Linked DNA regions of Homo sapiens: region 1 is linked to region 2. Evidence: read pairs that join two places in POLR2A ChIA-PET (ENCODE). Cell type or tissue: CD4-positive, alpha-beta T cell. All regions are shown on one strand. Each heading gives the region's core, and the rest is flanking DNA. Links, peaks and the distances in the headings are about the cores only. Region 1 overlaps VPS13D (vacuolar protein sorting 13 homolog D). Region 2 holds the start of SNORA59A (small nucleolar RNA, H/ACA box 59A).

Region 1 (11,521 bases), core at 1,506-9,505, 160 kb after region 2:
CTGTATGCATTTCCCTAGTGAATAATCACACTGAGCATCTTTCCATTTGTCTATTGGCTGGGTATTTTCTTCTGTAAATTGTCCGTTCTTTTGTCTATTCTTTTTATTATCTTTTTATTGTTGATCTGTAGGAAGTTCTTCATGTACTCCATGCAAAAATCCTTTCTCAGATATATGTATTTTTCCAATTCTGTGGCCTGTGTACTCCTTCTTTATTTTTTTGAGACAGAGTCTCGCTCTGTCACCCAAGCTGGAGTGCAGTGGTGTGATCTCAGTTCACTGCAACCTCTGCCTCCCAGATTCAAGCGATTCTCCTGCCTTAGCCTCTGGAGTAGCTGGGATTACAGGCGTGTACCACCATGTCTGGCTAATTTGTTGTATTTTTACTAGAGACGGAGTTTCACCATATTGGCCAGGCTGGTCTCGAACCCCTGATCTCAAGTGAGCTGCCCACCTTGGCCTCCCAAAGTGCTGGGATTATAGCCGTGAGCCACTGCACTTGACTTTCTTTTAGTCTCTTAATATGATGAGTTACATTTACTGATTTTCAAATATTAAGCTAATCTTAAATTTCTGGGATAAACCACTTGCTGGATTGCATTTCATAATATTTTGATAAAGGGCTGGGCACAGTGGCTCACACCTGTAATCCCAGCACTTTGGGAGGCCAAAGTGGGCAGACTGCTTGAGGTCAGGAGTTCAAGACCAGCCTGGCCAACATGGTGAAACCCCATCTCTACTAAAAATACAAAAATCAGCCGGTTGTGGTGGTGGGTGCCTGTAATCCCAGCTACTCGGGAGGCTGAGGCAGGAGAATCACTTGAACCTGGGAGGCGGAGGCTGCAGTGAGCCAAGATCACACCATTGCACTGCAGCCTGGGTGACACAGCAAGACTCTGTCTCAATCAAAAAAAGAAAAACTTGGCTGGGCACGGTGGCTCACGCCTGTAATCCCAGCACTTTGGGAGGCCAAGGTGGGTGGATTGCCTGAGGTCAGGAGTTTGAGACCAGCCTGGCCAACTGGTGAAACCTCATCTCTACTAAAAATACAACAATTAGCTGGGCATGGTGGCAGGCGCCTGTAATCCCAGCTACTCAGGAGGCTGAGGCAGGAGAATCGCTTGAATCCAAGAGGCGGAGGTTGCAGTGAACCAAGACTGCACTCTTGCACTCCAGCCTGGGTGACAAGAGCAAAACTCCACCTCAAAAAAAACAAGAAAAAATTTTTAATAATGATATTTGCACCTCTTCATGGGGAACACTGGCTCACAGTTTTTACATAGTAGCTGTATCAGGTTTTGGTATTAGGGATATGTTGGCCTCATAAAATGAGTTCGGAATTGTTCTTTCCTCTTCTATTTTCTGAGAGATCTTGTGTAAAACTGTTATTATTTCTCCTTAAACGTCTGGTAGAATTCACTAGTAATGTTATATGGGCCTATAGTGTTCTTTGTGGACAAAGGCTTTTCTAACAGTTGAAGTTCTTTTAATTTAGATACTGGGTTATTTGGATTTTCTATTTCTTCTTTGTATCAGTTTTGATAACTTGTGTTTTTCAAGAAAGGTGTCATTTACATCTGGAATGTACTGGCATAAAATTGTTCTTACCTCCTTTTCATCCTTTTTATGTCTATAGGATCTGTAATAGTGCCTCATTTTTTTCATTCCTTATATTGGTAATTTGTGTGTTCTGTCTTTTCTCCTTCAGCAAGTCTTGCTAGAAGTTTGTCAAATTTATGTCAATTTTGACATTGTTGATTTTCTATTTTCTAGTTCACTGATTTCCATCCATATTTTTATTGTTTCCTTTTCCTATTTGTTTTGAATTTGCTGTTCTTTAACTAACTTCTGAAGGCAGAAGATTAAATCAGCAATTTTATATATTCTTCATTTTCTTTTCTTTTTTTAAATTAATTGAGACTTAACCAAAGATCTTCCCCATTTTCTAATATGAGGATTTACAAACTATAACTTCTACCCTCGGAACTGGTTTTGCTGCATCCCCCATATTTAAACATGTCTGCCTTTTATTACCTTTTGATTCAAAATATTTTCTAAGTTCCTTTGTGATTTCTCTTTTTTGACCCATGGATTATTTACAAATACATTGTTTAATGTCCCAATATTTGGGATTAGGTATCTTCTTATTGTTTATTTCTAGTTTACTTCTATTGTGATCAGGAAATACATTCTGTATGGTTTTAGTTCTTTAATATTTATTGATCTTTGTTTTATGGCCCAGCAGATGATCTCTCTTGATAAGTGTTCCACATATACTTGAAAAGAATGTATAATCTGTATATAAATGTCTATTATAACAAGCTCATTGATAACATTGTTCAAATCTTTTACATATTTATTGATTTCTTTGTTCTATAAATTACTGAAATAGAAGTGTTAAAATCACCAACTCCAGCTATGTATTTGATGTATTTCTTCCTTTAGTCTGTTAACAATTTGCAGATCTGGGTAAAGAGTATAATGAAATTCTTTACACTATTCTTGTATCTTTTCTCTAAGTTTAGACTAAATGAATGCCTGTCTTCACTATAAAAGAAACTAAAGCTAATCCTCATTAAATAAGTTGAAAGTCTAAATTTGTTAGGGTGTAACATAGCAATCCAGTATTATTTCCAACACTGAATCTAGTAACATACTCCCGTATAATGGGAAAACAGGAGTTTAAATGGTTAGGCAATTTTGTCAAAGTTCTCAAGAAAGTCAGTATGAGGTACATAAACCTTCAAATTATTTTGAAATCTCTCATTCAAAAAACTCCAAACCCCAGGATTTTGCTTTCCAATTTTGGAATGAGAACTCGTTATTTTCTGTTTGTTTTCCTTCCCGTCTCTATATGTCCTCTCTTTATGCTGTTGTACAACACAAACTTCTAATCTTGTATGTGTAAATAGCATGTGTGTTGGCTGTCTCTCCCATGTAATAAAGCCTCCCCAGACCCCACCAACCGTTAGCACTTGAGTTCTCATGAACTCTAACTAAAACTCAAGGAATAAGAACTTTAGAGTTTAAATAAAGATAACTGAATCTCTAAGGGTCTTTAGAGAAAGAATGGTAATAGTCATTCCAAAAGAAAAAAAAAAGGCAAAAGTGACATGTCACTGCAGTGGTGCTACATACCTGAAAAATCGGCTTTTTTCTGTGTCCATAGAGTGGCACTCTCGTTTACTGCTACTAATTTCTGCAGTCTTCACTACATTGGTCCAATGAATGGGAGCCTTACAGAAAAATACACCCAATCCTTTGGGCCGGGCCTGTAGCCGCCAAGAAGTGAGGTGTAAAGGCACAGCAAACGAATCCCCTGGCATGATAGCAGGAAGCACCACTGGCTCTGCCACAGAAATAAGGGTTAACACTTTCAGGCAATGGTCCTCCACCCCAAAGATTGACCATCTCAGGACAAAAGAAGACAGACCATATATACTGACTGCTGGGGAAGATACCACTGGGGAAAAAGAGACTTGACAACAGTCAAGAAGTATTTATCAGCATTTACTATATGCTAGACAATCAAAACATACTGTCTGGAGCTGATGGGCTATCCAGTCTTAGTTCCATTGGTGTCTCAAGTCTGTTCCTCACAATGAGGGCTGACCGGACAGTGATGACTTTCCGTGCACTGCCTTCCATAGTCACTGCAAAGACCACCCGCACTGGTGGGAGTGAAGAGAACTGTGAAAGAGCGATAAAGACAAAATAGTTATGTTTCTGAAAAAACATATAAAATACAATAATATCGATCAGAATGTCTACCTTAAAAGTGTCTTATTACTACTATAGTTCTTCAGTGAAATCAGTCATAAAACCCTAAAGCCATTCAACTTTAAAGGGAGTAAACATCCTATACACTGTTAAAAAAAAAAATTCTAAAAAGTTCTACAAAAACAGATAATCCACTCAGATGTGATATCACAAAGTGTGTCACTAAGAAAAATCAGTCCTAAGCCTCTAGAAACATTATTAAAAACATTCACCTGAGACTGTGATAATAACCTATCCAATTTTCCAAACTTCCTGTAATTTGGTAAGAAAGTATCTGCTGGAAATTATCCTTGATTCATAAAGCCCCTGAGTTCCTTACAACGAAACTGAAAAAGGCTTGTCTTCTACTCTACTGGCAGGGAATTAAATAAAGAACATCCAACACAATTAAAATTAGAAATAATGAGGTAGGACTTTGCAAAACATTAAATGATTTACCTTCTGTGTTATTTTCCTCCTAGATTAATATCCAAACAATGGCTTGGGTACTGCCCAAATACAGAAAAACAGAAGGAAGTCTTCTGAGATTAACATTTGTCTTTGTAAAATCCAGAAAGTGTAAAAGAAAGAATTGTCTGCATTGGTGTGCCTTTCATAGGAACAAATAATAACTTCTTTTTTTCTAAATGTCATAAAATATATTATTTAGGTCCATATATTATTTGTTGACATGTCTACACAAAAACCAATGTCTGTATTTTAAAGAACTTTAAAAATAATCACTTGTTCATAAAAAGGACACCAAGGTTCAGAAACTCAACATAATGAAGGGCAATTATTTATTTTGGTCTTGGGTTACCGCCATTACGTTATTTTTCCATATGTTCATTCACACATTCAACACACATTTTGTGCTAATACCATGTGACAGGAAATTTTCTTAAAAGTAGAAAAATCCCATGTTAGGTACACCAAAGAAAAAGTCTGAAAGTACTACTCTTAGAATGAGTGTCCAGAACATATTAACAATGCTTTTTACTGGAGAAACAAATGGCATGACATTCAAGCTTTTCATTCTGCCAACTTTCTCATTAAGACAAACAGCAAGTGAAAGTCAATCCAATAAACAATAAAATGAAGAGCTCCATGTTTTGAACCAAGACTTCTAGGAAGTCCAAACAAAAAGGCAAACTACAATTTTCTAGAGTGTTTTTAGAAGGACACAATCCTAGGCATAAATCATCATCGAAGCTCCAGCTTCCAGTGACCCAACCCAAAAAAGGCCCCAATAGTCAAAGCCAGTAACAATTACTTAAAATCCTAGGCTGGGCGCGTTGGCTCACACCTGTAATCCCAGCACTCTGGGAGGCCGAGGCAGGCAGATCACGAGGTCAGGAGATCGAGACCATCCTGGCTAACACGGTGAAACCCCATCTCTACTAAAAATACAACAAATTAGCCGGGGGTGGTGGCAGGTGCCTGTAGTCCCAGCTACTTGGGAGGCTGAGGCAAGAGAATTGCTTGAACCCGGGGGGCGGATGTTGCAGTGAGCTGAGACGGCACCACTGCATTCCAGCCTGGGCAACAGAGCGAGACTCCGTCTCAAAAAAAAAAAAGAAATCCTGATGTTGTTTCAAACCTTGATATTGTTCAGGCCTACCTGAAATTTTGTTTCAAAACCTACAATCATCAGGGAGAAGAAATTATAAATAAAAGCCTGGAATAAGTTTGTTAATGTCATTTCGTGATGATGTTTCAAAAGCCAAAGAGGAAATAAACTGCTACTTTTTCCTTCTTATTTACTTTCATGACCTTTGGACCCAAAACTATGAAACACATATGGTCATACCAGGGTTCATTTCTATTTTAACTTAGAATGAAAAGGAGACCTTGGACCAAACATTTGCCTTTTCCTTCTCCTTCCCTGTAATACTTAGTCTCACACACCAAGCTAGGTGAAAACATTTTCTTGCAAGTTTTTGGAAAAGGAAGGTAATCATTAATAGAAAAGGGCAGAGATAAATTTCAATCGCATATATGTCATAAAGTTTCTCTGATCATTAAGAAATGTATATCCACATGATTCAGGTGCAGTGTATATACGCAATAAACACAATGACAACAGGAAAATCATACTTACATAAACCTGGGGATGTATAATATTTGTTCTGCTGCTTGGGCTGCCAATCTGAAAAAGATTTCAAAAGTTAGAGTCAGCACAGACTTAAGATAATTAGCAACGTTAAATTCAATGACAACATAATTTTCTTCAAAGGGTCGTGTTTGTAAATACTTTCAAGTAAAGTATAGTCTACTATGAAGATAAAACATCTCCTCTTAAAGATATGGAAAAAACAATATTCATTTTATAACCATTCAACGTATGCCAAATTTCTCCCCAACACATCAATGCAGTAAGAAAGGTACCTATGAGGGAACTGGTCCTGTCATTACTAGACATAAACTTAGGCTGAAAAGTAATCCTGAAAAGGTTTTGTTTTTGTTTTTGTTTTTGTTTTTTTGTAAGAAACTTGGGGCACAAGAGCAACAGTAAAAATGGACAGTTGTGCAACAGTGTTTTCTAAGAATATTTTTCATGAAGAAAGCTGCAATATCTCTGCACGTCTGCATTTCCACCTCACTACTGGCTACCCAAAAATAAGTGCAAGTGTTCCATGAAGTATGAAGGAGGATGGGGCAAGAGGACCCATGGCAGCTCTGTCAGCCAGGATGTCAGCCTCCACCTGCATGTACAAGTCAGGGATGCCACCTGCATCATTTCCTGGGCTGTCCCTCCAACCACTGGGACTACAGGCAGGAAGGGTATGTGAGAGCATGTGTGATCAGAAAATAAACGACAGTGGACATCTCTCTTTGTGCCACAGAGAAAGATTTGGAGACACAGAGTAAAAGGATCAAGGTGCTGCATTATAAGAAATATTAAAAACACAGTGTATATGGACAGCATAACAATATGTGAAATAAAAACAAGACTCAGGTTCAGCAGACTAGTAAACTGCCAGTCAGGCCAGCTAGCATGAAATGGATCTACAGAGGTGAGGAAATGTGTTACTGCTGATTTTAAATCTTGTTTTTCTACTGAAACTAACCATTGGCTGGCTTATCTACATATTGATTACCAATGCCTATGACTGACCCAGTCAGTCCTAGAATTAGGGGAAAGAAAGAACAAGAAAGTTTCATTAGAGTAAGCTTATTACAGGCTTAACCATCTGACTTCCTGACAGTCGCTTAACCATCTGACTTCCTGAATGTCACACACCGTAGAGGAAGATGAATTTTTATCTGGTGCTGCATATCGAAAAAAGGTCCCGACTTTGTCCACAGACACTGGGCTCACTTGCTCCCAGCCATTTACTCTCACTTGCAGTTGATGAATCCGGAGGTCATGGGTGTGTCTGTCAGGCAGAACAAAGAAAAAGATATTAGGCACAATCTCCAGAAGGGATGAAAAGTAGAAGCAAAGACACAAATCTGATTTAGTACATATGATGTAAAAACCCAGTTGGCTAAACCTTTTGGAGATTACCTAATGCAAGGGAAATCAGGAGCACAGTTTAACTGGGTTTTACACTTACAACACAAACTGCAAGATCTGTAAAGCTTGACTGAGTAAGAGTGGCATTTATCCTCCATTGTACAAACCACGCAAAACCTAAACACGAGCCAAGGTCTTTCCCCCACCAACCCTCACCCCAACCTATATAATGATGTCACTGGGGTGGTAAAAATGCAGTAGCGATTTAATCATATAACCATACTCTTGGAAATGCATAAAAAATTATTCTTGGTTCCTTTGTTGAAATCCTAATTCGCTCAGAACCACATGCAGTTGTTTGGCTCCAGCCCTACGTGACTACAGACAGGGCAGGAGAGGCACAGCGCTCATTTCAGGGCTCCTGTGCTCGACTGAAACTGGAGCAGAAGGCAGTGGGCAGAACAGGAGGAACAGGAGGAAACTGCACATTTAATTCTATTTTAGATTTTGCCTAATTCAAGCCAGAAGTGAAATGGGGAACTAGATTTGAGGCTGACAGGAAGCGGGGAGGGAGGCAAGGAGTGGGGTGCAGTGTGCCAAAAGGGGAAAAAGCCAGAAAAGGCATTTATTTTGAAGAATTCAAGCAGAATAGTGGGACCTGAAATGGATTATGAAATACGGAAACAAAAACAGAAATGACAAAGAGGTCAAACCCTTTCTGATATGACAGAGGATGGGCTTATCCAGAAATGTTCCCAACAGTTCTGTAGTTAGCTTCTCCAAGAACTGTGGGGACCAACAGGAAAATGCTCACTGCTCTTACCTGGAAGCTAAAGTGGCTTCCAAGCACATGTGTGCCCAGCATAGTGATTTTTTTTTTCCCTATAAAATCCCTGGAGACCCACACGTTCAGAACTCTTGCTTCTTGGGAATAATGTGTGTGGGTACCAAAGCTATGCAAAAGGAAACCTGCTTGACTTGGGAGCAAGTTTACACTCAGGAACTGAAAGCACCACAAAAAGCACATGATTACAGAAAGCTAAAGCCAATCTCTTCAATTTCAGCTCAGCTTGAAAACAAATATGAGGCTCAAATACTAAATCTTAACCTATTCAAATGCTGTCTTAACCTATTCATATCCACTGGATAGCCTGTGCATAGAAAAATACTTGTAAATAATACAACACTTTATTGGATATTTTATGATCTCTCAGTAATCAGATAGAACATTTTCTCACATTCATTCCAGTTTTGAGTATGGGTACTTCAGGAATGCATCAGCTAGCAGTCTCCCCAGATCAGTTCTTTTTAGAATCAGAATTTGTCTTCTTATTAGCTTTGAGTCCTGAAACTAGCTGCTTGTTAAAAGTACTACGTGGCATATATGTAAATTAAAATTGAAATCAACATGCTTTGAGAATCTTTTAAGAATACCATATCACCAATCCATCATGAAAATCAGGCCAAGATGCAATAAACTTGAGGGTTATGATATGTCTATGTTTCCACCAAATTCTGTGAAACACACAGGTTATCACCTCATATGTCAAATAAATGGATAGTTAATGAAAAGACATGTATTTCCAAGATGGCAGCAAAGTCTTTATTTTTTAAAAGGAGGCTGGGTGCAGTGGCTCACGCCTGTAATCCCAGCACTTTGGGAGGCCGAGGTGAGAGAACTGCTTGAGCCCAGGAGTTTGAGACCAGCCTGGGCAACACAGTGAGACCTCATCTCTACAAAAATAAAATAAAATAAAATAATAAAAGGAAACACTGATTTACGAAATATCTTTTAAAAAGAAGACATTAAAATCATTAATAAGGGGCCAGGTGTGGTGGCTCACACCTGTAATCCCAGCACTTTGGGAAGCCGAAGCGGATCACTTGAGGTCAGGATTTTGAGACCAGCCTGGCCAACATGATGAAACCCCATCTCTACTAAAAATAAAAAATTAGCCAGGTGTGGTGGAGCATCCCTGTAATCCCAGCTACTCAGGAGGCTGAAGCAGGAGAGTTGCTTGATCCCAGGAGGCAGAGGCTGCAGTGAGCTGAGATCGTGCCACTGCACTCCAGCCTGGGCAACAGAGCAAGAAGACCCTGTCTCAAAAATAAAATAAAATAAGATAAGATAAAATAAAATAAAATAAAATCATTTATAAGGAAAGTAAAAAGACAAAACACTAGGGACCCTCACTTACATCCACTTTCTTTTTTTTAAAGAAAAGAATAAACCATACTTTACCTGTGTCTTAACTTTCCTCTTGCTTCAAATTCAAAGGGAATCTCTTCACCTGTAAGGACTTCTCGCCATTCACTAACATTGTGAGTATCATCGAGAAATGTTCCGTTCCCTTCTGGAACTACCCCTGGACTCCCACTGTGAGAGAGTGCAGCTCTGGAACCAAATCAGATGACATCAGCCTGTCCCTGTTTCTTCCCAGCTCCCTCTCACAGGAGCCCCGTGCAGAAGAGCAGAACCTTCTCACAACTCAATTCCCAGCAATAAAAGGCTGCATGACCTAGCTACAAAGAATGACCTTGAGGGTCGCTAACTATAGCTATCTTCGTGCTGAATCACAACTTATTTGACATTTTAGAAACAGCTGAAAGCTGTCACTCTGTAGCCACTTACCTCAGGCAGTAGAATCTGGTACATGTGAATTAAGGCATGACTTTTTCAAGTGGCATTTAAGTGATTAGTTGGAATTTAACAGACCTACACTGTTAAAACAAAAAAGCTTCTCTTCTAGAGCAGTCTCATACTTGGGGGAGGTCGGAGAAATGTGATTTCAAATCAATGGATTCTGTTACTCATGCCATGCACTTCATGACCTCAGCTGGAACGACCACCATGTACTTGGAAGGCTGAGCCAAGATCTAAACAGGCAGAAAGTTGTTAGAAAAGGTTCTCGCCTGGCTTAGGTAAAGTCTCCTTTGTTCTCCAAACTCCACCCAATTCCATCTGGGTTGAAGTGCGTTTTAGGTATGAAAGAATTCTTTAGGGATAGAGGGAGAATGGGGATGTTTTCAAAGCAATCTTGGAATAAAATGGCAAAACATTTGGTGTGATAACCACACATAGCTCTTTAAAATGGGAAAGAAGGTAGAGATCGAGGAGAAAAGATGGAATGGCTTTTTCATACTTCCTGCTCACATCCTTAATTTGCTTGGCTTTTAAACATAAGGTATACCAAAAACAAGATCATAATTAGACTCAGGACCTGCTTCTCTGACTATAGATTCTCTACAAAACCAGAACCTCCATCATAAATCTCAGCAAGACAGCAAGTTATTCATTCAAATATCATCCCAAGAGCCTCAAGAGGGGGCCCACCTTGCTCTACTGGGCTGGCACAAGAAGGCTTTGGTGGCAGAGATGACTCGGGGTAATATAAACTGACTGCTTACCTGGTGGGTGTGGTGGTCAGGGTGGCAAACCACAAAGTGCACCCCGTGTGGTTCCTCAGAGCAAAGGGGACAAATGGCTGCCGGCGCTTGGGGGTTTTCACCTCTGCTACGACAAACAGAAGAAGGCTATGAGCAGACGCCCCTATCTGCATGGCAGAGACCCTCCCCCAACCTGGAGACAGTGCCCAAATTTGTCTCTTGTGCAAAGGGGCTGAAGGTGGAAGCAAGAAAGAAGGAACAGGACAAATGGAAGCTCCACGTATTTGCTGGCTGCTATGGGAGAATTTGGTCCCTGCCTGACTATTCCCAGCCCCCAATTCTTCCACAACTCTTACAGGCCTTATCTCTCAGAAGAAGGCATCAGGACCTAACTTGGTGGGAATCACGAAAGAAATAAAAATGGACCTCCCCAGTGCTGCCAAGAACTATATTCTAAGTGGGTAACCTAAAATGTAGCAAGATATATCATATGTACTTATTTAAACTTTGTCCAAAAAGCCTTTACCTTAAGGAAGTCTCCCTTTACATAAGTTACCCTACAGTCATAGTATGCATTTTGTAACAAAATAAAATAAAAACATTCTTTCCTATTCTTTTATACTAATAGTTGTTTTTGTCTCCCTGGAAAGGCAGAAGTAGACCATCTCAAAGCTTTTCAAACAAAATTGTTAGCCCATTTTTTAAACATAGATACCACCACCATCTATTATAAGGTGGGTACCATGGAAGCCATAAAAGGAACATAAAATATGGCTTCATTGCACAAAAAGCTTCTAATCAGGGAATGTGGAAAGAAACAACAATCAATACAAAACTGTAAGTAACCAAATTCTAAAGAGCGGTGACCTGACTATAAACATTGTAAGAAACCCAAAGCAGGCTTTCTGGTGCCCC
Region 2 (11,521 bases), core at 1,106-9,105:
AGTTCCCCAGTCCATTCTACGAAGACAGCATAATTTTCATCCTAAAGTCTGATGAAGAGACCGGGCACAGTGGTTCATGCCTATAATCCCAGCACTTTGGGAAGCTGAGGCAGGTGGATCAGTTGAGTCCAGGAGTTTGAGACCAGCCTGGGCAACACAGTAAGACCCGATCTCTACTCAAAATAAAAAAAATTAGCCAGGCAAGGTGGCACACGCCTATAGCCCCAGCTCCATGGGAAGAAGAGGTGGGAGGATCGCTTGAGCCCAGGAGTTCAAGGTTGCGGTGAGCCAAGACTGAGCCACTGCCCTCCAGCCTGGGCAACAGAGTGAGACCCTGTCTCAAAAGAAAAAAAAAAAAGGTTACTCTGAAAAAAAGAAAATTATAGGCCCCTTTCACTTAAAAAGTGCCAAGACTCAAAATATTAGCAAAAAGAGCCAGGAATGTATCAAAAGAATAACAAACTAACACATTTTATCCAAGTGGAATCCATTAATTCCAGGGATTAAGAGTGGTTCCATATCAGGAAATCTATCAACATGTTACTTAAACAAAAATTAAAGGAGAAGAAACAGTATAATAATAAACTGTTCATAATAACAGATGCTGAAAGGCATTTGCTATAATTCAGCAAATGCCATTCCTAACAGTAAATCCAAATGCCAACAAACAAAACGATGGTCAAATTCGCTGCTGGGGACACGCAAGATAAAGTAACAATGAACTATCACTTCGTACCCATCACACAGGTAAGAGGCGCAGAGATGGGTGCTGCCCTTCACATTCCTACCAGCACTGGGGGAAAGTGGTCCGGAACATACCTCCTAACTAATCAGCTCCCGGGAAAGGACTGCACAGAAATAGAACTGGCGTGTAAATGCATACATAGGAGGGCATCTATTGCAGTGTTGATCTTCGGGGCAGGGTGGAAGCAGCTGGAAAGCAAAGTGAATGCCCATTGAAGCAGGAATAGGTGAGTAAATTATAGAACACTTACATCATTAATGAACATGCAGCACTTCAGAGAATAAACTAGAGTGATACCAGCCTGAGGGAACAGTGAGAAAAAAAAGCAAGTCACAGAACAGTGTTTAATAGATTCCATTTTTGTAAACACAAATGTTAGGAATCTATGAATATGTATATCTGCTTATGAAACCATACATAATTATATAACGTCGTGAAAATTTGGGCGACACACAAGGTTATTAATTTTGAGGTGGAGTGGATGGAATAGAGAGGGGCGATATAGTGGGGGGAGCAAAAAGGGAAGACTACTTTTAAAAAGTGTCAGTAGGATTATTCAGCAGTGAGTTTTTTTTGACACAGTCTTGCTCTGTCACCCAGGCTAGAGTACAGTGGTGCAGTCATAACTCACTGCAGCCTTAACCTCCTGGGCTTAAGTGATCCTCTTGCCTCAGCCTCTCAAGAAGCTGGGACTGCAGGCATCCATCACCATGCCCGACCTTTTTTTTTTTTTTTTTTTGTAGAGACAGGGTCTCCCTCTGTTGCCCAGGCTGGTCTTGATCCTCCTGGCTTGGCTTCCTAAAGCGCTAGGTTTACAGTCCCTTTCTTTGGTCTTTATGATTGCTTTTATCATGCCCTCAGCCAGAGAGCCACAACTTGGATGATCTTCAAGACCCTTGCAGATGCGAGTGCAATCTCACTTCCAATTTCCTGAAGAAGTGCTCTTCCAGGTTAATCCAAACTTCTAAATAATAATGAACATGCTTGGGTGTGTTTTCAGGAAGCACTTTCTGTTATTAGGGTCTTGGGATGCAGTGTCCAGTGAACAGCAAACATCAAGTATCTCTTACGGTGCTAGAAATCACATTCTTGGTCTAAAGAGCTGGGGTGAAAGCTGTGTTTGCAGCCAACCAATACCTGCAAGACGGCTTGCTGAATTTGGCTGAGGAAATGGAAGATCGTCATACACATACCCTTTCTATGTCAATGACATCCCCATGCCCTGGAGTGCCTGGCTGGTTCACTGTCAAACACTGACTGTCCCACTGCATCTGTGAACCCCTGAAAAGAGTCTAATTGTGTGCGCGTGTGGGGGTTGTTAACCACACCTTCCACTGTCTCTCCCACTTGGAAGGGGCATAGTCTTCAGAAGCTGTGCTTTGGTTTGGAAAGCGTAGCCCCTCCCTTCTCTAGGCTTTTGGATTTCTGTTGACATTTTGTTCTGATTGGCTCTTGGCCAGTTCAACTGGGCAATGGTGGATGAGGTACTTGAATAGGTGAGGGGAACATTTCTTGATTAAAGCCAGTTCTTTGCCTGTTCTACAACACTGAAGCTGTGCAGCTACATGTGGCCGGACAAGAATACAGCCAGGCTGCCCGATTCCACTGTACATTCACGGTCATCAACGTCAAATGGGTCCTTAATGTCGCCCGGCAAACATACCATGCTTCTGTGGCCTATTCCCTTTCCCGTTACCCTACATGACTACGTGCACCTTCTCTCTCTCCAAATCAGCATCACTTCCCGCCCTGTATTCATTCTTGCCTGATGTGAGAAATCAGGAGCAATCAATGGAATCTCAAGCTCCCCCACCTCCACCCATCTTCCTGGCCCGCCAGGCCCTCTTCTCCCTTATTCCTTCCCTGCCCTCTTGAATTTCCGGTCAGTTCTCTCCATTTATGGCCAGATTCCTGTAGAGAGCTGTTGTTATTTCTCTCCTTCCATTTTCCTCTTGAATCTACTCCAACCCGGCTTTCACCTCCAATGCTCCATTGAAACAGCTCTTAGAAAGGTCTCTAGTGACTTCAGCATTGCTAGGTCCACTGATAATTGTTGGTCCGAATCCCACCTGACTTAGTAGCAGCCCTCGGTAGTCTTTGAAACCTTTCTGGCCTCAGCTTCTAGGATCCATACCCTCCTGGTGTCACTCCATCTCTGGATGATCCTGCTGAGCCTCCTTTGCTGTTTTGTTGTTGTTGTTGTTGTTGTTGAGACAGAGTTGCCAGGCTGTTGTGCCAGGCTGGAGTGCAGCGGTGTGATCTCGGCTCACTGCAACCTCCGCCTCCCGGGTTCAAGTGATTCTCCTGCCTCAGCCTCCCAAGTAGCTGGGACTACAGGCGCCCACCACCATGCCCAGCTAATTTTTTGTAGTTTTAGTTATACACATAATTATATAACGTGGTGAAAATTTGGGCGACACACAAGGTTATTAATTTTGAGGTGGAGTGGATGGAATAGAGAGGGGCGATATAGTCGGGGTTAGAGATGAGGTTTCATCATGTTAGCCAGGATGGTCTCAATCTCCTGACCTTGTGATCCGCCTGCCTCAGCCTCCCAAAGTGCTGGGATTACAGGCATGAGTCACCATGCCCGGCCTCCTTTGCTGTTTCTTCTTCAGCTGCCTAAACCCTAAGTGTGACGTCTGTCCTGCTGGGGCTTGGACCAGGAACCTCAGAATGGACTGATCAGCAGCCAGTGTAGCGCGGAGACTACTACTTACTCTTGGGAGGCTGAGACTGGTTAAGGTGTGGGGGTGCTTCCCCAGGCCTGGGGGCAGAGGCCACATTTTATTGTGAACATCACACTATGTTTGGTATTTGTCACTGGTGATAGCTCTAGAAGCTGTGGATCACCAAGAGACCAGAAGAAAACAAAAGAACAAGTTTGGGAAGTCCACAAGGCATTTTATTCCACAGGAAGAAAAATGATGACTCTGATATGAGAACCAGACTCAAGAGTCTTCACACACTGGTGACTGTAATAGTGTTTACATAATAGAGAACCAGATATTTTTAGAATTTTATCAAGCAGCTACTATGGTATTTTGAGGCCCAGATCATACTTACAAACAAAGTGGCCCTGGAGCCTTCAGAACATTGCGATGAGCACCCACCAAGCAGCAAGACACTCTTGGGATTTGGGGAAGGGGCCGCTTGTCTGTTTTCCACTGTGTAGTGACCAGGCCCAGGGGCTGGGGAAGCACTGGCCTGGCTCACCCTTCAGTGAGCACAGAGAAGCAGCGACAGCCAGGGAGTGACACGGGTCGGCCAACTGTGCTGGGTCAAGGGACTGGGTAGCTTTGGATATCTCCTTACCCAATTTACTCTTATTCCATTTATTTTACTTTCCTCAGAGACGAACTGTGTGTTTGAAGCAGAAAGAAAAGCAGTAGAAATGATCTTAACAAAGTCTTAGGCATTGCTGGCTGAATATCAGTTTACAAAGAGACGGGGCATTTAAGGAGCCAGGGGCAGGGCCTGTTTCCTCCAAAGCTTTGGATGTTTTCCTGGTGAGAACCAGGAGGGGATGTCAAATGCCCCTGAAACCTTCTGGCCTTGTCTGGCCCAGGGCTGCAGGGCAGGGGAGAGCTGAGAAGTGGAGCAGCTCGCAGTTGGCCCTCCCATCTCCCACCCAGCCCCGCCCTAGGTGGTCTTTGGATTCCATTTTAACATCTGCCTCTCCTAAGGTGCAAATGTCAAAGTGCTTGGTTGTGCAATCACAGGAGATGGGCAGCTATTTAAAGAGCTGATTAAAATTAGAAAGGAGCCCAAGGGGGGCATCTGAACACTTCTCTGGATTCCTCCTGAAGCACCAGCCCACAGGGCAGCCCGCAGCTAACTTCCTCAGTCAGGTCTGAGAACACCCAGCACTGCTGCGGCCCAAAGCAGATTTTCTTAGTAACACTAAACTCCTTAATCTCATCAAGAGATTTCAAGTGACTTTGTTCCAGAAGGTGATAGAAGGCTCACTGACGCATACAATCAACCCTTCCGAGAGTCTCATCTTTTAAGAGATCATGATCTCAGGCAGTAGGTTACTGATGACAAAAACCACAAGCCAAACCTGTGGGGGTGCAAGGAGGGAGGCTGAGGAGGAAGCTGCAGAGGAGCTGCCATCTTGTGCAGTGCTGTATCCTGCTGCCATCTTGTGCAGTGCGTGAGTGCTGAGACAATCATCACCACCCCCCAGCAAGACACACACAAACTAAAACTCACCCAGTGCCGCAAAAGCCAAGTTTCCATTCTGCAATCCACTAACTTGGAGTTCAGCAAAGGCAACCAAGCCTCGGAGTTCAAGAAAGCTGATCCTTGAACACTATGTAGCTACTTGTGCTAAAGCTCCCTTCCTTCCTCTCTGCATGCACGCGCGCGCGCGCACACACACACACACACACACACACACACAGACACAGACACAGAGGGGAAGTGGGAGAGGAAAGGGAGGGGAAGAAGATTAGCTTCATTTGTGTCTTGGAAGGATTTGGGTCATGAGTTATAAACACCAAAACCTTCCACGCATCCACTGATCCACTGAGTCATCCCAGACTCAGCTACATGTGACAAGGTTGTAGAAATTGATTAGCTTTATTAAAATAAAAATTTAAAAATCACAAGGTGACTCATTCATTCTAAAGTGAGGCCCCTTTTCCCTTCTCCCTATCTGCTTAATCCTTACAGAAAAGCGAAACACCAAAAACAAGACCCAGGGCGCTCATACCAGGCCTTGCTCCCAGCAGGAATTTAAAACCAAGGATAAGAGATGCCTTTGTCAAATCTTGGTTCCATGAAAAACTTACCAACGCAGCTTTTTAATACTCCTATTTCATCCCCCTTTCTGGAACTCTCCCTGCTCCCTTCTCATCCTGGGGTTTCCATCCTGTGTCCCCTCGGGCTGTGGAGCTACGATGCCTGCCTGTGGCTTTATTAAAAAGAAAACAGTCCCGGGGCTTTGTTCTTGGTTGTTGCTGCCCAGGCAGGAGAGCACTTTTATGTGGATTTCTGATTTGTTGCAACAGTTCAATGGGACTTTTTTTTTCCTTCTCAATCAACAGAGTTTACCAATGTTTCCAACCTCTCTAATAATAATAACCTGAGAAAACTTACAATGCTGACTTGCACCCATGTGGTAATGGAGCACAGGTTTCCCCCTAAGTTTGGTAAGACTAGTTAGGAAAAAGCCAAATGGATAACTTACATCATAATTTGTAAGAATCTAAGCACTCTTTGTAAAATGGGGGTGAGAAATTAAAAGTGGGCTCCCAAGCCCCTCTCCTAGATCCTTCTGAAGGGCCAGCGCCAGTCCTGGGTGCCACAGCTCACAGCCCAACTGGACAGCCACGATGTCAAAGGCGTCCCTTTCAGGACCACAGCCCTCACCTCAACCCACTTTACTGGGAATACTTTAGTCTCCAAAACTAAGACGTAACATTCTTTAACTTTTAAGAATGCCTTTCTATAGACAGTATCCTGAATTAGACATCTAGAATTAGTGCAATAGAAGATCCAATATAACTTTATATTACTTTACAGTTAACAAACCTTTACACATAGCACAGACCCTGTTCAGAAACGTTCCTATATATTTACAAACACACTGTTGTACATATATACATGTTAACAAAATACAGGGCAATCTAAAAATTAGATTCATCTCAGTACATGTTTTTAAACGTTATTTAACCAATACCTTTAAAAATTATTTCCCATAATCTAAAATAACTCCCTGCCTCACAAATTAATACGATTTCCATTTGTACTTTTCCTCATGAGGATTTACTTTCCCTCATTCCTTGACAACTTCCCCAAACCCGACTCCGGTTCTGCCTCCATCGTCAGCTGAGAGCTGGGCCTCTTTCCTCCTGGTGGGTCTGCGCTGTGTCGGGAGCGCCCATCTCAGCAGCGGGGCTTCAGGAGTCCAGCTCCAGCTGCTCTCGGTTTTCGCTGAGTCTTAACATAAGCTGCTGTTCATAGTAGAGGCTCTTTGCGTAGTTTATTTCTTGTGACAACTTGACAGCAAGGACCTCAGATTTCACATGGACCTAAGGAGGAGAACAGGATGGGTCACCTGTCCCCAGGATGGGGAAATCCAGGAATCAGATCCACCCAGGTGGCGGCTCCCAGCCCAGCTGCATCTCAGGATGGGATGTACACGTCAAAGAAACAGTGATGGCCAGGGCTGCTCCTGCTTCACTCGCACTCACAAGTCTGGGGTGGGTCCCTGCAATTTTTTTTTTTTTTTTGAGACGGAGTCTCTGTCGCCTAGGCGCAATCTTGGTTCACTGCAACCTCCGCCTCCCGGGTTCAAGCGATTCTCCTGCCTCAGCCTCCCGAGTAGCTGGGACTACAGGCATGTGCACAGCTAACGATTTTTTTTTTTTTTTTTTTTTTTAAGTAGAGATGGGGTTTCACCGTGTTAGCCAGGATGGTCTCGAACTCCTGACCTCGTGATCCGCCCGCCTCGGCCTCCCAAAGTGCTGGGATTACAGGCATGAGCCACTGCGCCCAGCCGGTCTTTTTAAACATTCCCCAGGACTGTACAGCCAACCCATACTCACCTGACATTTGGGAACTCCCCCCCACGGCCATAACTGATCTGCAGAGGTAAGACCAAGAGCAAGAATGGGGGATTCACATCTAAGGTCTGGTGATGGCTGATGAAGGAAGAAGAATCAGCGAACAAAAGCCTCTAGGTCTTTCTTACCACAAACACCTCTCTGCCCACCTGCTTTGAAAGGGGCAGAAGTATAGTGGGCGAGGCTGCCCACCTGCTACAGTGAAGGGATCTGGAGAAATACTCACACTTTGAGGTGCTCGCCCTCTTCATCAGCCAGCTCTAACTTAAGCCAATGACCCCACGGGAGCCTTACACAAGTCCAAACAGGCCCAAATGCATTCATGAGCAGGGGGAGGCCAAAGGACTCCGGAGGAGAGAGGCCCAATAAGGCTGGCGCTATTTCCGATCCATAGAGAGAGCAGAGGTGGGCAGGCCCTTTTGATTAATGTATCATTCTTGAATGCAAGCTTCAAAATCCGGGTATGCCGGGTGAGAATGAGCAGGACTAACACCTGGGTGTCATGGCAAGCCTCCAGGGCCGACTGGCCAGAGACAGATCCGCAAGAGGCTCTGCAGCCAGCTCTGGTGCCAAGCCACTCGGATTTGAACCCCGGCTCCTCAAGGTCAGCTGTGTAGCCTTGAATGAATCACCTGCTATGACCAATAGTGAGGAGGGGATGACAGCAACACAGTGATCAGACAACCCACAAGACAGCCAGCCCTCTAGGAACGTTAGCTATTCGCAGGAGCTTTATTATTTAAAAGCCTTGTCATAACAATACCTTGTCCCCTTTGGAGGGAAAGTATAACTTTTATTTACAAATAATTATTGAGCATGCTAGATGCTACTAGAACAAAAGTTACGGTTTCCACTGTTAAGGAGAAACAATGGAGAAACCAGCGTGAGCTCCAGTGCTTTCTTCGATTTGGTGCACTGAAGAATCCCATTTTGGGAGCAGAAAAACCCTGTGTGTTGTGTTAGCTGTTCCTTATCACCAACGAGAGTAAGTATTGTTACCCTCACTACATCTACGGGTAACTGAGGCACAAACGTTGTGAGGCAGTTAATGTTCCCAGGGTCACCCATGGGCCAGCTGGGAGGGCAGCATCGCCCCGTGAACATACCCTGGGCCCCTCCCATGTTCAGGACTGAGAGGCAGCACTCCTGGGAAGGGCCCAGCCTCAACCTCCTAAATGAGCTCCTGCTGAGGACGGGGAAGCAGGGCAGAGGCATCGAGGCCCTGGCCCCGCCCCTCAGGAGCCTGAGAACAGCCAGGCACTCACCATGGGCTTCTGGTGGGAGGGGCCGGGGATGGACACTCCACTGCTCGTGCTCACGGCTTTCTTGGTCACCTGCACATACACCTTCCCATGGTCTTTGGAGACAAGGCAGTGGTAGAGGTCATCGTATTTGACTTCTAGGAAAATGGCTTCTCGATCCACGTAGTCTCCACTTTTCAGGAAGTAAACAGCTTTGGAGGAGATGAGCACGCAGTAGCTGTCAATGTTCTCCACAGCGATGAAGCTGCAAAGCGAGACGGGAACACAGGAGTGACACCTGGGGCTTCGCCCAGCATCAGGGGGAGGCCCACTGCGGGCTCTGTGGCCCCAGGGCCTGAGTGCGAATCCCGGCCCCCTTGCCGGGAAATACTTCTAAATCCTGAAATTCTATCTTGTGGGTGTTTGTTGTTTTTCTGTGAGCATTTTTGGATAGCTTAAAGCTTACAGAAAACTGTAACAATACTCTATTGGACAAAACAGAAAACACGATGCCTTTCAATGTGAAACTGAAGGAGCAGCTGAGAAAGTTCACTGCCTGGCAGAGGAGAGGGAAACATGAAGGGGCGAGAAGACGCAGCTGGGGGCGCTGAAAGCTGAGGGGGGAAAAGCAGAATTAAACAGGTTCACCAAATGGCACGCCATGAAGAGACAGCCTGGCGTTAAAACACCTGCACCTCCCCATCCGCTTCCTCCCTCTCTAAGCTCAGCACCTCCAGGGACAGGGCACCCCCCCATCCACTTCATGTTCAGAAAACTCAAAGAGTCAGAAAACGCTTTCTTAGGTAAAACTGTCATCTTCCTTTTGGAAACTTCTAGTTGTTACTTCAGGAGCTTTAGGGCCACTCCAACAAAACTGAATTCCTCTATCATGGAGCTCACACATTCAAAGTGGAAATTTATGCACATCAAACCTCTCTGGCCACTGAATGAAGAGCAGTGAACCTTGGGAACAGTGTGACAGTTCTCCCGGGCCTGGCTGCCTCCCCTGCATCTTGTGACAGCCCTTCACAATGGGGCTGCAGTGTCCAGGGACAGCAGACAAGGATGGACAGTGGCAGGAATACTAAAGGCTGACGACGGAGTGGCAGTCGAGCTCCTGCTGGCAAACTGAATTGCTCAGAGCCAGGCTCCACCTGGAAGTGTTCTGAAACCTGGGTCCAGAACGGCGTTGTTCCCAGGTCCTCTGAAGGGGGCAGAAGCCTGGGGGCAGGAGGTGGCCTGCCTGTCGAGGGGAGCAGGCTGCCGGGCCCTCGCTCACTTGGGGTCCGTGCAGGACGCACACCTGCTCTCCCAACTTCTCTAGATCCCATCCCCCTCCCCGCAAGGATCACAGGTTCTAACTTCTCTGTGAAGCATCCCCCACATACTCCAGCCCCTCCTCCACTTTTGAGCATTTAATTGTGATGGCCCCCAAAGCATGGCCAAGCACAAACTCATTCTTTCCACATGTCCTGGATAAGTCTCTTTGCTGACTACGAGGTGAGCCCTCTAAGTGGAGTCCATATCTCACAGCCCCGTGTCTTCCTGAGCACCCCACAGAGTTGGCCACCCCATCAGCGCTCAGTAAGTGACTGCCTTGTTCCAGTTGCCATTTTAATTACAGACGCCCATGACAAAAACTGGGATTTATTGTTCTATTCTAACTGGTTGGCAATGCCAAGAATGTGGACTTGTAAAGTCTCAATGCTGAAATTAGAAAGACCCGCAGCCTTCAGTGTTTAGGCCACTCAGCACAGACGTTCTCACATCTTGCGCTCTAACCGCATTGAGAGCGGCAGCATCACTGAACAGAGTTGAATGGAATCTGAAATAGCTGGTCCGGGGAAGAAAGGAGGGCACAGGGAAAGACAGAAAGACAGACAGAGAGGGATAAAAATGATCCTGACACAGAGAAGAGGTGACACAGCGCCAGCCAGAACTGGCGGGGATCTGAGATGAGACCCGGAAGCAGCCTACACCCCTGAGCATCGGTGGGCCTGGTGCACAGCCACTGAGGCCGTCACGGGCTCTCCAAGGAGACTCCAAAGTTGGCCACCATGATTGGGATGACAGCAGGAATGTGCATGAAAAATCCAACTGAGATGTGAGGTTCCTTCCTCTAGGTGAGCACAGCACAGGCACTTCCACCTCATTGCCCAGCCCCCAGCCCCCAGCCCCCAGCGCCACCACCCTGGGCACTTGACATAGCTGACATTTACATGTCAGCCAAGGGCTTCCCATCCGGGCAGATGCTCTCACACCCAGGCCAGAGTGGCCGACATGACTAGTGTGCTTTCCATCCTGGAACACTTCTATAGGCTTTCAAACAGACTCTTTTCCAAGATGCCCCAGATGGTTCAAGTCCTCCATCAGGCCAGAACCACTTCTGGAGGAGGGGTGACTCTGAGCTGGGACGCCCTCCGGAAAAGTAGAGAGCACAGCGAAGGAAACACAGGCCGAGCTGGCAGGAAAGCCCGGCCCGCTGGCTGACTCTGGCCGAGTCCGTTGCTTTCTTGGTAGCTCAGACTCTTTCATCTCTCTGATGGAGAGGGTAATCCCTGCCAGTTTTCTTCACAAAGTGAGCACGGAGGTCAAGGAATTCATGGCCATACAGAAAGGTAAGTGGAGGAAGGCAGTGCTGTCACTCCACACGGATCTCTGTCCTGTAAGTCCAGGACCCTGTGCATGCCCCGAAGCTGCTACTGATAATAACATATTTCTGGAAATTGTGCATGAAATGTTCTAAAGTCCTTTCAAATCAAAAGCAGATCAGAGCCAAGGGTCTGGCTGAAGAAGGAGAAGGGAGAGAGTGAGGCCACAGCTGGAACTGGGCAGTGACCCCAGGGACCAGGTGGCCACAGCTCTGTCCCCATCATCCTCCTGAGGCTTTCCTGCATCCCACAATGGCCAGGGCTTTGGGTTGCATCATCATCGTTATTATTATTAATTTTAATTTTTTCTTT

What was found. ChIA-PET counts read pairs that join two places held together with the same protein. Peaks named below come from ENCODE experiments on the same cell type or tissue, not always from the same donor. Only the 100,000 strongest peaks of a DNase experiment are listed, where the experiment ranks them.
Region 1: POLR2A ChIA-PET joins it to region 2 with 7 read pairs; 4 of 35 experiments call an interaction of 5 or more read pairs at or near these places.

What each region holds. Positions count from the first base shown.
Region 1 is chr1:12,340,992-12,352,512 of GRCh38, reverse strand. It overlaps VPS13D (vacuolar protein sorting 13 homolog D), which reads right to left. Exons shown (of 70, transcript NM_015378.4): 41 at 10,628-10,733; 42 at 9,462-9,614; 43 at 7,004-7,139; 44 at 5,861-5,908; 45 at 3,540-3,690; 46 at 3,139-3,349. Among named protein-coding and RNA genes, the nearest start is that of VPS13D, 120 kb to the right of the region's middle. RefSeq lists an enhancer at 7,618-7,777. In CD4-positive, alpha-beta T cell, for the core only: no CTCF peak of the experiment used is centred there; DNase peaks (open chromatin) are centred at 6,492, 7,002 and 7,412; H3K4me3 peaks cover 580 bases; H3K27ac peaks cover 2,354 bases.
Region 2 is chr1:12,504,155-12,515,675 of GRCh38, reverse strand. It overlaps VPS13D (vacuolar protein sorting 13 homolog D), which reads right to left. Exons shown (of 70, transcript NM_015378.4): 69 at 8,583-8,823; 70 at 3,629-6,783. The coding sequence ends at 6,652. SNORA59A (small nucleolar RNA, H/ACA box 59A) reads right to left here and starts at 8,430; the gene lies at 8,279-8,430. RefSeq lists enhancers at 6,766-7,267, 7,634-7,803. In CD4-positive, alpha-beta T cell, for the core only: no CTCF peak of the experiment used is centred there; a DNase peak (open chromatin) is centred at 4,815; H3K4me3 peaks cover 1,637 bases; H3K27ac peaks cover 2,608 bases.